Linked DNA regions of Homo sapiens: region 2 is linked to region 1. Evidence: read pairs that join two places in POLR2A ChIA-PET (ENCODE). Cell type or tissue: OCI-LY7. All regions are shown on one strand.

Evidence for each region. ChIA-PET counts read pairs that join two places held together with the same protein. Peaks named below come from ENCODE experiments on the same cell type or tissue, not always from the same donor. Only the 100,000 strongest peaks of a DNase experiment are listed, where the experiment ranks them.
Region 2: POLR2A ChIA-PET joins it to region 1 with 15 read pairs; 2 of 35 experiments call an interaction of 5 or more read pairs at or near these places.

What each region holds. Positions count from the first base shown.
Region 1 is chr10:119,128,074-119,136,073 of GRCh38, reverse strand. DENND10 (DENN domain containing 10) reads right to left here. Exons shown (of 9, transcript NM_207009.4): 7 at 6,452-6,559; 8 at 3,465-3,559. Among named protein-coding and RNA genes, the nearest start is that of DENND10, 28 kb to the right of the region's middle. In OCI-LY7, no CTCF peak of the experiment used is centred here; DNase peaks (open chromatin) are centred at 3,993 and 4,243; H3K4me3 peaks cover 811 bases; H3K27ac peaks cover 1,351 bases.
Region 2 is chr10:119,501,884-119,509,883 of GRCh38, reverse strand. All of the region lies in intron 4 of RGS10 (regulator of G protein signaling 10), which reads left to right. Among named protein-coding and RNA genes, the nearest start is that of RGS10, 37 kb to the left of the region's middle. RefSeq lists an enhancer at 1-71. In OCI-LY7, no CTCF peak of the experiment used is centred here; a DNase peak (open chromatin) is centred at 7,413; H3K4me3 peaks cover 1,151 bases; H3K27ac peaks cover 1,255 bases.

The DNA of each region.
Region 1 (8,000 bases):
CCTGAGTAGCTGGGACTACAGGCATGCGCCACCACACCCAGCTAATTTTTAAATACTTTTTGTAGAGATGGGGTTTCACCATGTTGCCCAGGCTGGTCTCAAACTCCTGGGCTCAAGCAATCTGCCCACCTTGGCTTCCCAAACTGCTGGGATTATAGATCTGAGCCACTGCATCTGGCCTGATAATTCTTTTTAAAGAAAAAATTAGGAAAAATGAAACAAAATTAACTTAGAAAAATCATAGTGTGTGGTTTTGGTTTTTTTTTTTTTTTTTTTTTTTTTACAATTTTAGTCATTTTCTGAGTGTATAATTCAGTGGCATTAAGTACATTTGCAGCGTTGCACAACCATCACCACTATTTCCAGCACGTTTCACCATCACAAACAGAAACTCTACCCATTACACAATAACCCCATTTCCCCTCGCTTAGCCCCTGGGAACCTCTATTCTGCCGTCTAACTCTGTGAATTTGTCTGCTCTAGATAGCTCATATAAGTGGAATCATACAACATTTACCCTTTAGTGTCTGGCTTATTTCATTAGCATGGTTTCAAGGTTCATCCATGCTATAGCATGTATCAGAATTCTATTCCTTTTCTCCCCCCCAACAAAAGCCACATTCAAAACATTCCATTCCTTTTTAAGCTGAGTAATATTCTACTGTATATAAAGACTACATTTTGCTTGCCCATTCATCTGCTGAAGGACACTGGGTTGCTTCTGCCACGTTTTGGCTACTGTGAGTAACACTGCTATGGATATTTCCATACGAGTACAGTCATGCACCACATAATGACGTTTTGGTCAACCAGGGACCACATTTACAATGGTAGTCCCATAAGATGATAATGCTATATTTTTACAGTATCGTTTCTTTTCTTTTTCTTTTTTTTTTTTTTTTTTTTTTTTGAGACAGTTTTGCTCTTGTTGCCCAGGCTGGAGTGCAATGGCACAATCTCGGCTCGCTGCAACCCCCGCCTCCCGGGTTGAAGCGATTCTCCTGCCTCGGCTTCCCAAGTCGCTGGGATTAACAGGCGCCCACCACCACACCCGGCTAATTTTTGTATTTTTAGTAGAGATGGGTTTCACCATGTTGGCCAGGCTGGTCTTGAACTCCTGACCTCAGGTGATCCGCCCGCCTCGGCCTCCCAAAGTGCTGGGATTACATGCATGAGCCACCGGGCCTGGCCGAGTCCCTGCTTTCAATTATTTTGGGTATATACCCAGAAACAGCATTGCTAAATCATATGGTAACTTGATGTTTAACTTTTTGAGAAATGCTGCTATTGTTTTTTTGAAGGAATCTCTTCCCAAAAGTCCTCTTCTGCCTGGGATAAGTAACCCGGCACCTGCCACGCAGGCTTTATTCCTTTTGGGTGGCTGAGGACTCACTAAAGCACTCATTAAAATCATGTCTTCTGGCCAGGCATGGTGGCTCACGCCTGTAATCTCAGCACTTTGGGAGGCCGAGGCAGGTGGATCATTTGAGGTCAGAAGTTCAAGACCAGCCTGACCAACATGGTGAAACCCTGCCTCTACTAAAAATACAAAAAAATTAGCCAGGCATGGTGGTGCATGCCTATGGTCCCAGCTACTCGGGAGGCTGAGGCAGGAGAATCGCTTGAACCTGGGAGGCAGAGGTTGCAGTGAGCCAAGATCACGCCACTGCACTCCCGCCTAGGCAACAGAGCGAGACTCTGTCTCCAAAAAAAAAAAAAAAAATCATGTCTTCTGGCCAGGCGTGGTGGCTCATGCCTGTAATCCCCAGCACTCTGGGAGGCTGAGGTAGGCGGAGCACTTGAGGTCAGGAGTTCAAGATCAGCCTGGTCAGCGTGGTGAAACCCCATCTCTACTAAAAATGCAAGATTAGTCAGGTGTGGTGGCAGGCCCCTGTAATCCCAGTGCCTGCTACGTGGGAGGCTGAGGCAGGAGAATCGTTTGAACCCACGTGGTGGAGGTTGCAGTGAGCCAAGATTGCACCACTGCACTCCACCCTGGGCGACAGTGAAACTCAAAAAAGGGAAAAAAAAGTCACGTCTTCTTCCTTGTTTGCTGACATCATTAATTCATTCATGTATTTTTGAACCCTTACAGCATTCCCAGCACTTTCACTTGCCCTCCCCAAGGTCTCATACGTCATACTAAGTCATCTAGGTAGCACTTTTAGTCTGTGAACAACACAGTAATGCAAAACTCAGATTCACATATGTTGCTGATATTGTAAGAATATGTCTTTACTCTAATGTTGGGGGTAGGTGGGCAGTGAGGATTCCCATGGTAGGAAAGAAGCGGCCCCAGAGTCTCCAGTGTTCAGGTCCTCAGGGCAAGATCAGCCCACTCTTCCTGCTCACAGCTGGCCAGGCCACCAGCACTGCAGAGAAATGGCCCCTCTCATCTTTCCGCTGACATGTCACCTCCTTAGAGATCTGGCCTACCCATCCCCCAATATTCTCCACCTCAACCCCTTCTGTCACAGCACCTAACATGGGCTGTAATTATCTTGTCATTTATTATTTTCTGTGCATCTACTCCACTAAATTACAGACTCCATGAGGGCAGGGATTTGCTCACCACTGCATCCCCACTGCCAGTGCAATGCCTAACAAACAGAGCTCAAGAAACACTGAGTAAATGAATGGATAAATGAAGAAGGCATCAGGTTGGGCCGAATGAGTAAAGCCTGCATATCAGAGGTGCCCCCGTACCCCCAGGTAGGACAGGTGCAGATGGGAGACAGTCCTTCTGGGCCCTCCAGCCCCAGGTTATGAGTCAGGCATCTAGATAAGGCAACGCTGGAAGTGTATCCTTCAGGAGAGGAGCAAGGAGCTGGGAACAGGCCAAATGCAAGGAGCTGGGCGGGCTGCAGGCCACCACGTGGAAAGCACAAGAAATAAAACCCATTTGCCATCCCAGTTTGGCAAGGGCAGAGCAGGTGCCCACTGGGCCACATGGACGCTGGTCAGCATGCCAGGTAGACACCAGCAAGGAGCTGGCTCTGCGGCATGTGGCAACAGTCACTAAGTGGGACAGGAGTCTGACTGCATGATTTCTGTTGTCCTGGAGACAAGCAAAGCAAAATTTTGACAATCTAGTTCCCCATGCTCAGCAACAACCTCCCCTTTATAATTTGTTCCTCCAGGGAAATTCTCCTAGGAAGAAAGAATGCACTGGCTGGCCCAGAAAAGCCTTCCAGACCACTTGGTAGTTACATTTCTCATTGCCAGCGGTCGGTGTCAGCACCAGCCCCTGTGTATACCTGCCCTCGAGCCCAGTAACTAACTAGATCAGGCCAGCCTGCACCTGCTTGTCCATCATCACTGTGGCCGTCTGTAAACCCTCTCTAAGCACCTGCCCGCTGGCCTCTACCACAGCCCCCCACTCTGCTTATGTGCACAGCTCTGCCGCACACCACCCAGCGACACCGGGTCAGGACTTTCAGTAAGTCAGAAGGTGAGGGAGTTACCTGTATAACGTGGCTCTCTGATTTCTCTGGATCTTCTGCAGACTGAACAATTAGCTGACCCATTTCTTTGTGCAGTTTGCCCATTGCCATGGCCTCTGGTGAGATCAAGAAGGTGAATATTTAGAAATCGACATAAAAAATAATCATGCCATCTATCTGAAAACTTGGAAGACCACACTGAGGGAATTTTCAAAAAGCAGCTGATAACCTCCCACATGTCCATTTTATCACTAGACACAAATATGACAACATGCTGGGAGGAAAGGCATAATATAATCGTGATTTATACTTCTGGGCAAACATAAAAACACATCACACCAAACCAGATTTCCCCTTCACACCCACCTGACCAAAATTTTTATTTTTCTTCCCAGACAAAGCATAATGAACAATTCTGACTACAACTAAGTCATGACTATAAGCCAAGAGTCTGACGTTCTAGTCCAGCTCTTTACAGTTAAGAAATGTATCTTTTTGGCGGGAATATTGTGAAAGAGGAGCTTCCTGTCAGTTCTGCAGAAGCCAGCTGGGCGCTCAATTCGTTTAGATTCTTAGAAATGAGCAAAGGAAACCACCTAAGTTAGCCTGGTTACATACATTGCTACTGTCTGCACTGAGGAGGTTAACAGAAACTTGTTTGTCACTTCAAGAGACAGACTCCATTCAACTGGTGCGGATTAGGATGAGCCCATTTTTATAGACACAGAGCAACACAGGGCAGCAGGAAGATGGCCACCCTTTCTGGTCCTAATGCTTCAGCTGCTTAAGTGGCCCTAGCCACAGCCAGTTTTCTTTCACTTTCGCTTTGCAAAAGGCAGTTATTTCGTAAAGATCTGACCCCATAGTTTGAATTTTTCATCATGAGCATGCATTATGTTTGCAATTTTAAAACGAATTAAAGGAAAGCCAGTTATGGTTCTATTAATTTGAATTTTTCAATAAAACCTCACATAATCGAATCTAACAATTCCCAATGAGTCAGCATTCAGCTGCCCCCACTTTTAGGAGAAAGATAAGTGACAAAACAAAGCTGTTAATCAGTAATCCCATCTAAAACCACTACCTGAGTAGTGCTCAACACGCATTTAAGCCAATCTTTTCTACTTTATGTAGCTGTAATTTGGGACAATTTATTTATTTATTTATTTATTTGAGACAGAGTCTTGCTTTGTCACCCAGGCTGGAGTGCAGTGGCGCGATCTCGGCTCACTGCAAGCTCTGCCTCCCGGGTTCAACTGATTCTCCTGCCTCAGCCTCCCGAGTAGCTGGGACTAGAGGCGCCTGCCACCACGCCCGGCTAATTTTTTGTATTTTTGGTAGAGACGGGGTTTCACCGTGTTAGCCAGGCTGGTCCCGATCTCCTGACCTCGTGATCCACCCGCCTTGGCCTCCCAAAGTGCTGGGATTACAGGCGTGAGCCACCATGGCCGGCCTAATTTGGAACAATTTAGAATGTCTAAGAATGCCACTCTAACACTAGTACACCCTTTCCTGATCATTAGCTCTAAGAACAGCTTCATTCCCTTATGCTTACTAAGACATGCTTCAAAAAGATTTTCCATACTGGAGTCACATTTAACCCTGTGTAGTGATAAACGCCTACATATTTTTTGATACTCCTTTCTTCAAGAGGTGGAGACATTCCTCTCTCAAGTGTTGACTAAACTTAGTGATTTGCTTCTAACAAATAGCATATGGAGGAAGTAATGGTGACTATCAAGGCAAGATTATAAAACGCACTGTGACTTCCTTTTCTCTCTCGGGTCACTCACTCCTGGGGAGCCAGCTGTCATATTGTAAGAACACTCAAGCAACCCTATGGAGAGGCCCATGGCAGAAGGAACTGAGGCCTCCTGCCAACAGCCATGCACATTGAAAGCGGATGTTCCAGCCCCAGTGGAGCCTTCAGATGACTGTGGCTCTGGGATATCGTGACTGAAACTTCCTGAGCCAAACTACCTCTACATAAGTCATTCCTGATCCGCCAAAACTGTGAGATAAATATGTGTTGTTTTAGAACATGATGGCTCACGCCTGTAACCCCAGCACTTTGAGAGGCTGAGGCCAGTGGATCACTTGAGGCTAGGAATTCGAGACCAGCCTGGCCGACATGGTGAAACCCTGTCTCAAGTAAAAATACAAAAATTAGGCCAGGCGCAGTGGCTCACATATGTAAGTAATCCCAGCACTTTGAGAGGCCAAGACAGGCAGATCATGAAGTCAGGAGTTCAAGACCAGCTGACCAACATGGTGAAACCCCATCACTAACTAAAAATACAAAATTAGCTGGGTGCGGTGGCGGGTGCCTGTAATCCCAGCTACTCGGGAAGCTGAGGCAGGAGAATCACTTGAACCTGGGAGGCGGAGGTTGCAGTGAGCCAAGATCGTGCCATTGCACTCCAGCCTGGGCATAAGACTCCATCTCAAAAAAAAAAAAATTAGCTGAGCATGGTGGTGCATGCCTGTAAACCCAACTACTCGGGAGGCTGAGACATGACAATCACCTGAACCCGGGAGGCATAGGCTGCAGTGAGCCAAAATCAGGCCACTGCACTCCAGCCTGGGAAATAGAGCAAGACTCTGCCAAAAAAAAAAAGAAGAAGAAAAGAAAAAGGAATATGTGTTGTTTTAAACCACTGAGTTCTGTATGACTCAGAAACATTTCAAAATTAAGAAAATAAACCGCTAAGTTCTGAAGTGATTTGTTATGTGGCAGTAGATAATACACCTTGTTTAAACACAAAAGTAGTGAAACAAGATGAACAGACTATTTAACTTCTTAATATACACTCTGCTGCATAAGCACCCGGGATGTTCTGCTAATATGTCTATGTTTATAGGAATAAATGTTGTGTTCTAGACACGGAAATATCCATCTTCAGCAGAGTTGGTAAGCCAGCCCTCACATACTGGTTTTAGAGAATCAGCCTAAAAATGTACAACTGTTTGGCTTATATCTTGTATCAAGAACAGAACAGAGAACAAACCTTTTGCAAGGGGAGCAATGGTAATCTCACTCTCTGCCAGATTCACAAACACATCATAGAGGTCTGGTCTGTTGCTCACCTCCAAGTCTACAAATCCAGCGACGTAACCTGCATCACAAACATGAGCAACCTTACTGGAGTAGGAAGAAATATGGTGAACCCATCAAAAGAATTGGGTCTAAAAGCTCATCGACTGCTCTCTTTCACTGCTTTATTCATTCGGGAACATTAGCTGTACCCTGTGGCAGTTAGTAAGACTACATTACTATCAGTTGCCTGAAGATATTCACACAACGCCAGATATTCCAAAATTATCCATCAGTGTCAAGGACAAGACTGAAGTAGGGCATTTACTTTCCAATCATTGCTCTTGGGGTCAAGAATGACAGCTGTGGCAGAAGGTAGCAAGGACTCTCTTGACTGATGTTCCCCCTTCAGGTCTTTGCCTTCAGGAAATCAATGGCAAATGCCTGGGTTCTCAGAGTGGAAATGGCATCATCTTTAAGGGTTCAGGGCAACTCAGGAATTAGCAGATCTCTGGGATTGGTGTTAGAACAATGATTCCCAGATTTTTTTGATTTCACAGAGCAATACAATTACCAAAAAAAAAAATTATTTGAGGAGAGACTGATATGGTTTGGATCTGTGTTCCCACCCAAATCTCATGTCGAACTGTAATCCTCAATGTTGGAGGTGGGGCCGGGTCGGAGGTGACTGGATCATGGGGGTGATTTCTTATGAGCGGTTTAGCACCATCCTCTTAGTGTGGTTCTCGTGATTGAGTTCTCACAAAATCTGGTTGTTTAAAAGTGGACGGCACCTTCCCCCACCTTTCTCCTGCTCCAGCCATGTAAGACGTGCCTGCTTCCCCTTCACCCTCTGCCATGATTGTAAGTTTCCTGAGGCCTCCACAGAAGCAGAAGCCACTATTCTTGCTGTACAGCCTGCAGAACTGTGAGCCAATTCAACTTCTTTTCTTTATAAATTATAGTCTCAGTTTTTTTGTTTTTTTTTTTTGAGACAGTCTCGCTCTGTCACCCAGGCCAGAGTGCAGTAGCATGATCTCGGCTCACCGCAACCTCCACCTCCCAGGTTCAAGAGATTCTCCTGCCCCAGCCTCCTGAGTAGCTGGGACTACAGGTGTGCGCCACCACGCCTGGCTAATTTTTGTATTTTGAGTAGAGACGGGGTTTCACCATATTGGCTAGACTGGTGTCGAACTCCTGACCTCGTGATCCGCCTGCCTCAGCCTTCCAAAGCGCTGGGATTACAGGCGTGAGCCACTGTGCCTGGCCTTTTTGTTTGTTTTTGAGACAGAGTCTTGCTCTGTTGCCCAGGCTGGAGGGCAGTGGCACGATCTTGGCTTACTGCAACCTTCACCTCCTGGGTTCAAGCAATTTTCCTGTCTCAGCCTTCTGAGTAGCTGGGACTACAGGCATATGCCACCACACCTGGCTAAGTTTTGTATGTTTAGTAAAGACAGGGTTTCACCATATTGGTCAGGCTGGTCTTGAACTCATGACCTCAGGTGATCCACCCACCTTAGCCT
Region 2 (8,000 bases), 370 kb before region 1:
TGAGCTTGGCCCTGAGCACCAGAGGCAGAAGTGGGGGATTCTAGTCCAGCCCTGCCGCTGTCTGACCCCAGGAGGGTTCTGTTTCTTACTGTGGCTTCTGAGTCCCCATCTGTAACATGGGGCTTTGGGCAAATACTCTGCTACCTCTCTGAGCTGCGCTGCCAAGCAGTCTATGAGCGTTCAATGCCCTGGTGTTAAAAAGTCACTGATAACTACAGCCTTATTTCCTTAGATCTGACTCCCCCTGCTGCCCCTACCCCAACTTCTTTGACTTTATTTATATATATATTTTTGAGGCAGGGTCTCACTCTGTCACCCAGGCTGGAGTACAGTGGTGTGATCTTGGCTCACTGTAGCCTTGACCTCCTGGGCTCAAGCAATCCTCCCACCTCAGCCTCCCAAGTAGCTGATACTACAGGCGAGCGTCAACATGCTCAGATTTTTTTTTTTAATTTTTTGTAAAGATGGGGTCTCACTATGTTGCCCAGGCTGGTCTCAAACTCCTGGCCTCAAGCAATCCTCCCATCTTGACCTCCCAAAGTGTTGGGATTGGAGGCATAAGCCACTGTGCCCGGCCTTCTTTCACTTTAGAATTTAGTTACTGTGAGATTGTGGACAAGACTTGCTCCCTCTCCGTGCCTAGCTTTTCTCATTTGTGAAGTGGAGGTTATAATAATAAGGTATTTATGAACTCCTGACCTCAAGTGATCTGCCCACCTCAGCCTCCCAAAGTGCTGGGATTACAGGCATGAACCACTGCGCCCTGCCTATTTTAATTTTTTTTATACTGGGTCTCCCTCTGTCATCGAGGCTGGAATACAGTGGCACCATCATGGCTCACTGTAGCCTTGACCTCCCAGGCTCGATCCATCCTCTAACCTTAGACTGCTGAGTAGCTGGGACTATAGGCATGTGCCACCACACTTGGCTAATTTTTAAAATATATTTTTCTAGGGATGGGGTCTTACTATGTTGCCCAGGCCGGTCTTGAACTCCTGGGCTCAAGCAATCCTCCAGCCTTGGCTTCCTAAAGTGCTGCTGTGATTACAGGTGTGAGCCACAGTGTCTGGCCTAAAATTATCTTAAGTTATTGAATTAGTACATGCTTATTGTTAAGATAAAGAAAAGAAAATTCATGTGTCCAGGTGGGTATGAAGTGAAAAGTTAAGATCCCCCAGTCCTGCCGCTCCTTCTCTCTTCTTAGCAGGAAATCGATGACGTTATTGGTCCTTTCAGGCTGTACTCAAACATTGAAGAATGGAACACATTGAAGTCTGCTCAGTGACTTAAAGTTGTTCCATATGAAAGATTTAAAACAAAATTCTCCTCTGGCACATTTCTTAGCCCCAGTTTACACACCTTTCTTGCTCAGAAGCCTTTGGTTTAAGTTCTATATACAGCGCAGCATGGTCTGGAACAGCCATGAGCTTGATGAAGATAGAAAGGTCCAGATCATTGCACATGGCAGCTTCGTGGCTTTCTCAGTCCATGGAAGAGAAGGGCATGGGTTTGGGGTTGTGGGGTGCTCATTCTTCTTCCATGAATATCAGGGGTCCCCATGCCTACACTTAAAAGCAGATTTTGGGCCGGGCACAGTGGCTCATGCCTATAATCCCAGCACTTTGGGAGGCCGAGGCGGGTGGATTAGCTGAGTTCAGGAGTTCGAGACTAGCCTGGCCAACATGGTGAAACTTCGTCTCTACGAATAATACAAAAAAATTAGCCGGACATGGTGGTGCACGCCTGTATTCTCAGCTACTCAGGAGGCTGAGGCAGGAAAATCGCTTGAACCCGGGAGGTGGAGGTTGCAGTGAGCCGAGATCGTGCCATTGCACTCCAGCCTAGGTGACAAGAGCGAAACTCTGTCTCAAAATAAATAAATACACAAGCAGAGTTTGCGTCTGCTAGGGTGCCTTCCCGAGGCTTTGGATCTGGTGCTAAACTCTAGCCTGGAAAAGCAGAGATGAGGTGGCCTTCTCCACTCAAAAAGAAGTCCTCAGCCTCTGGTGCTTACAAAAAAAATGGAAAACCAGCAGTTTGGGAGGCTGAGGTGGGCGGATCACCTGAGGTCAGGAGTTTGAGACCAGCCTGGCCAACGTGGTGAAACCCCGTCTCTACTAAAAATACAAAAAGTAGCCGGACATGGTTGCATGTGCCTATAATCCCAGCTACTTGGGAGTCTGGGTCGGGAGAATCAATTGAACCTGGAAGGGAGAGGTTGCACTGAGCTGAGATCATGCCACAGCACTCCAGCCTGGGCAACAGAGTGAGACTCTGTCTCAAAAAAAAAAAAAAAAAAAAAAAGCCTTGGGTGAGATGCTAGTGCTCCCAGCCACATCCTTGACAGAGAAAGGAGCCATGAATGGGGTCCCTTTTTAGCAATGCAGTTTCTTTGAGTTTTCCCAGAACGTAAGAGGGGAAAAATGCTTCCTTTTTCAACGTAAGTAAGAGGGGTGGGCCAGCTATTGAGGGCCTCGGAGGGTGAGAGAGGGGCTGTCCGGCCTGTGGCAGTCATTTGGGGGCCCATTCTCTCCCTTGCCCCATTATTTCTCCAAACAGGACCTTGGCCTGAGTGCCCCTGCATGACCATGGTCCCCTCTCCTGGGTGGTGGCAGAGGCTGTGGTGGTGGCCAGAGCCAGGGACTTAGGATGTGTCAGTCTTATGGGTGCCAGGTGACATTTGCTCCAAAAGATCAAATGCAGGGAAGAAATGGGTATTTTCCAGCATGCTCCGCTAGAAAGGGCAGGTGTGGTTTTTTGTTCAAACAGAAGGGAGGTTGGCTGTCTGTGTACACCGTAGCCATCTGCCTCACGAGGGTCAGGATGGGAAGGGCAGTATTCGAGATACTTTGAGATGTTTCTTGCAACTTTAAAATGGTATTTGGTGCTGGGCATGGTGGCTCACGCCTGTAATCCCAGCACTTTGGGTGGCTGAGGCGGGAGGATGACAAAGTCAAGAGATTGAGACCAGCCTGGCTAACATGGTGAAACCCCGTCTCTACTAAAAATACAAAAATTAGCTGGGTGTGGTGGCACGTGCCTGTAATTCCAGCTACTTGGGAGGCTGAGGCAGGAGAGTTGCTTGAATCAGGGAGTTGGAGGTTGCGGTGAGCTGAGATCGCGCCGCTGCACTCCAGCCTGGCGACAGAGTGAGACTCCGTCTCAAAAAAAATAAATAAATAAAAGTATTTGGGGGAAGAGGAGGGGAGAGTGGCACTCAGAGGAGCATTCAACTCCCCTTCCGATGGCAAAAGGCAAAATTAAAATGCCTTCACCCCCAGCAGAAAGTGAGTCATGTCATTTGGGCCTGGAATTTGAATCGTGTGGACGGTAGAAAAAAGCGGACAATCCGCTCCACACGTGTGACCGCCACACGCGTGAACCCGTGAGCTTGGGAGGGGATATCGTCCAAGCGAGGTCTCTCTGATCCCGCTGGTGTCCAGACTCCTTCTGGAGTTCCAATCCCACCCCTGGCACACTGTCCATCTCTGGCTGGTCTGTCGTGAAGCTGGAGAGCCGTGCAAGGCGACAGAGCCTTCTGTGTGGCCCGTCCTGGCGCTCTGGGGCAAGGGCTGACTTGAGCTGCTTCGTCTGCTCATCTGCTGTCTGCCAGCTGCCCTCAGACCTCCTCCTGGGTGCAGCCCGTTCCCACTTGAGAGGGAGGTGGTCTTCACTTTAGGGGGTAGGCACATCCCTGTTTGCGCCTTGCCCCGACAGCCTCGTCAATGCCCAGCCACTTCTGAGGGCTGGAGGGACAGGAGCTTCCTTTCTTCCCCCTTTCTGTCTCCTCGCGTGGGTACAAAAGCACGTCTGTAGTCCATGTGTGTGAAGAGAGGACGCATTCTAGAGCCGCAATTCAGAGACGGCGGTGCTTCCACCTTCTTTCAGCGATTTTCATATACAAGCGAAACCAAGTTCTTAAAGCAGATATGATATCCCGCTAATTAAACTTTCATTGCCTTAAGGAATGATTTTTTTCCTCCTGTGCTGGATTAAAATAAAATGGCAGAGGGTTTTGAAGAGAAGAGAGGATGCATGTTTTGTTTAGGTCTTCTGTACTTGTCTTCTGAGAAGTGTTAAAATATTTATTAGGCTTGAAACGCAATGAATGGAGACAGTGACGCAATATTCACAGAGGGGCCTTCAAGGCTGGTTGAGGTCCTCGTTTCTGCACAGATGAGTATGCGTCAGGGGGACGTCCTTTCCTGGAGCGGCACATTTGGAACAGTCTGAAGTTGGGGCACTGCATGGATATTTTTCTTTCAGGAAGGCAAATCCTGCTCAGCCATGGCAATGTCTGGGATCTGGAGAGGAGGTGGCTTGGTGATATAAAGACCTTGTTCTGCAGGACGGTTGTGCAGAGTTGCACATCTGCAGGAAGCCTCCCTCCTCATTTTTGTCCGAGTCTCACTTCCAGCAGCCTGTAGGATTGGATCCCAAGGCAACGATGCTAAACAGTTTACAGTCCAGGCGTGCAGCTTGCAGATGTGGGGCTGCCAAAACCCCAAAGCTTGCTAAGCCGCAGCTGTCTTGGCCAAAAAAAAAAAAAAAAAAAAAAAAAGATGCAGAATGCAGCTCAGCCGCCAACTTGAGTTTTCCGCTTCACCAGCAGCCGTTTGTTGGACGGATGGTGGCCTCAGCTCTGTTCCCGTGTCTTCCACTCACCTGCGGCCTCCTGCTTAGCCCAGATAGCTCCATTTTCTTCTTTCTCTGCCTTGTGGACCCTTAAGGAGTCTGACCGTGTTGTTCAGGTGCCCATCACAGTCCAAACCTGGTGAGGTCATGTCTCCCCCTCAGGGATCCCTGCTTGTTGGAACTGTCTGGGACCCCTAGGCCCATCTCATTTTCTGTGTTTGAGCCGGGGTGAGGTGAAATCAACAAGCCAACTGGATGAGCCTCCTTGGACTGTCATAAGCAATGACCCCAAGTCAAGTGGCTTCAAACAGCAGAAACGTATTCGCTCAGCAGAAACGGATTGAAAATATGACATCAAGGTGTTGGCAGGGCCCTGTTCTCCACAAGACTCTGGTGGGTGGTGGCGAGAGGGTGTGGGGGGTGCTTACTTGCCCCTTCAGCTTACAGACTGCTGGTGGCTGCCGGCACTCCTTAGCGCTCCTTGGCACGTGGCTGCATCACCGATGTCTCCCTCTGCCTTCACACGCCTTCTTCCCTCAGTGTGTCCCCTCCTCTTCTGATAAGGACACCCAGTCCCTGGATTTAGGGCCTACCCTAAATGCAGTATGATTTTATTTTGAGACCCTTATGCAACCCTCTTTTCAAATGAGGTCCATTCTGAGATTCGAGGTGAATGTAAGTTTGGGGGAACACCATTCACCCCACTACTGACCTTTGGGGACATATTGTTTCTCACTTAGACACATGGATACACTCTTAAAGAATGTATTTGGAGCCGGGCGTGGTGGCTCATGCCTGTAATCCCGGCACTTTGGGAGGCCTAGGAGGGTGGATCACCTGAGGTCAGGAGTTTGAGACCAGCCTGGTCAATGTGGTGAAACCCCGTCTCTACTTAGCTGGGTGTGGTGGCGCACACCTGTAATCACAGCTACTCAGGAGGCAGAAGCAGGAGAATCGCTTGAACCCAGGAGGCGGAGTTTGCAGTGAGCCAAGATCGTGCCACTGCACTCCAGCCTGGGTGACAGAGTGGGACTCCATCTCAAAAAAGCAAACAACAACAACAAAAAAGAACGTATTTGGGATCATTGTTTTTAGATAGGGTGTGTTTTTAAAATTTAGTATCAGTCATTTAACATTCACGGGCAGTTTTCCATGTTACTCTCTTTGCAGCCCTCGTTTTTATTGTCCTGCCATGCGAGTGGCAGATGGCCTCATGGTTGGGAGTGGGGGCTGCAGAGCCTGCCAGGGCTGGCCTTCCGCCCTTCTCTTTTGCTCACTGTTATGGGCTGAACTGTGCTCCCCTCCCTAATCCATATGTTGAAGTCCTAATCCCCAGAATGTGACTTTATTTGGAGATAGGGCTTTAAAGGGGTAATTAACATTAAACAAGGACATTGAGGTGAGCTCTAACCCAATCTGACTAGTGTCCTTGTGAGAAGAGGAGGTAAGGACACACGTGCACCGGGGAGACCCTGTGAAGACGCAGGGAGAAGGTGTGGTCTACGAGCCGAGGACAGCGGCCTCAGGAGAAACCAACCCTGATGGCACCTTGACTTGGACTTCTAGCCTCCAGAACTGTGAGGAACCCCTAAGCCCCTCGTTTCTTCCTCTGTCAAATGGGGGTCTTCAGAGCGCTGGAGGGAGAACTGAATGAAAGAATGCCCACACGCTGCCCAGCGCAGGGCTGGAGGGCACTGCAGCCGCGTTGGTACTAGCCGGGTTCATTTCCCCAGCCTCTGCTGCTGCACAGCGCACGATTTCTCTTCAGCCACTGGTAAACACTTACTGGGCCCCAGTCACAGCTCTTTTCCCTGTGATAGATGAGGCTCTGGCCAGTAGCTGGGCACACGATCTCTGGCCACTTTCTTGGAAGAAAGTTTTAGGTGCATTCTCTTTTTTTTTTTTTTTTGAGACAGGGTCTGGCTCTATCACCCAGGATGGAGTGCAGTGGCGTGATCTTAGCTCACTGCAGCCTCAACCTCCGCGGGCTTAGGTGATCCTCCCACCTCAGCCTCCTTAGTAGCTGGGACTACAGGTGGGTGCCACCAAGCCCTGCTAATTTTTATATTTTTAGTAGAGACAGGATTTTGCTATCCGCCCGCCTCAGCCTCCCAAAGTGCTGGAGTTTCAGGCATGAGCCACCGCACCCGGCCTTAGTTGCATTCTCCATCCTCTAAGTCACCTTTGCTGAGCCCCGTCCCAGGAGCACCCTGTTGCTGTGTGCTCCTGAGCCAGGCCCAGGGGGTCGTTGGCCGGTGGCAGTCAGAAGTCTGCCCGTGCACCCCATGTAAAGCAATCAGGCTTCCCACAGCCCAGGCGCACGAGGGCTTTGGGGGCGACATCCTCTCCTTTCTCCAGCCTGTCTGGGTCCAACAGCCACAGCTGCCTCCCAGTCACTGCAGCAGCACGGGAGATGGGCAAGGGCTCTCAGAGGAGGAAACCTCTGCCTGAGGGACTTCTGCACTCGTGGGGCATTTCACACCTGCCCCAGTAGGGAGTGGCCCTTATGCTCTTAATAAATAGTTCGCAGCCCCCTCCCCTCAGGCTTGCTGGCAGCCTTGGGATCTCGGGATCTCGGGGTCGAGTCCTGCCAGCCCGGTGCAGCCCCTGAGCTTCCTCCCAGCCGAAGCAGCCTCCTTCCCTCCCCCTCCTCCTCTGCCCTGGGTGCCCCCAGCACCGGCCTTTTTTCTTCTCTACTTTGAAGTCTGAGCCTCAGAGCCACTACAGGCAAACAGGATGTTCCTCTCCCACATGCAGACTTCACACGAGACGCTTGGGTCGCACCGCATCCTGCTTAGAGTGGTGGGTCCCATCTGCGTGGACCTGGGGTGGGAGTGGGTACAGGACTGAGGCTGGGTGCCAGGTGGGACCTTCGTGCAACTGGTTTCATTAGTCACATTTGAGCGTTCATTGCAGACTTTGAACTAGGTGAGCCTCTGAAAGTTTCCCCTTGGGGACTCTTGTGCCTGGAAGGGCTGAATAAGGCAGATGGTGACGCTTGCTTAGCACGTCGGTGGGAGGCCATGAAGGAGTAATGGCGTTTCTCATCCCCCACCTCAGCCCTGGCTATGATTTTTGTATTTTCTGGGATTAAAAAAAAGTTTGTTTTTTTTTTCTGTAAACCTCAGCAAATTACAATCACACCTGGAATTACAGGATGGCTACAAGATAGATGACTGCTCTAGTGTGGCACAGGACAGGGGCTTAAGGAGGCAGGGTCTTGCTGAGCAGCTGGAGGACTCGGGCAAGACTAGAAGGGCACCAGGGGATGGGCAGGCGCTAGTTTAACAGTTTAAAGAAAACCTAAAGTCCCAGGTCTTTCTCTGGGTTGTGGACTCTGTTTATAGCACAGTGACTCAGGCAGT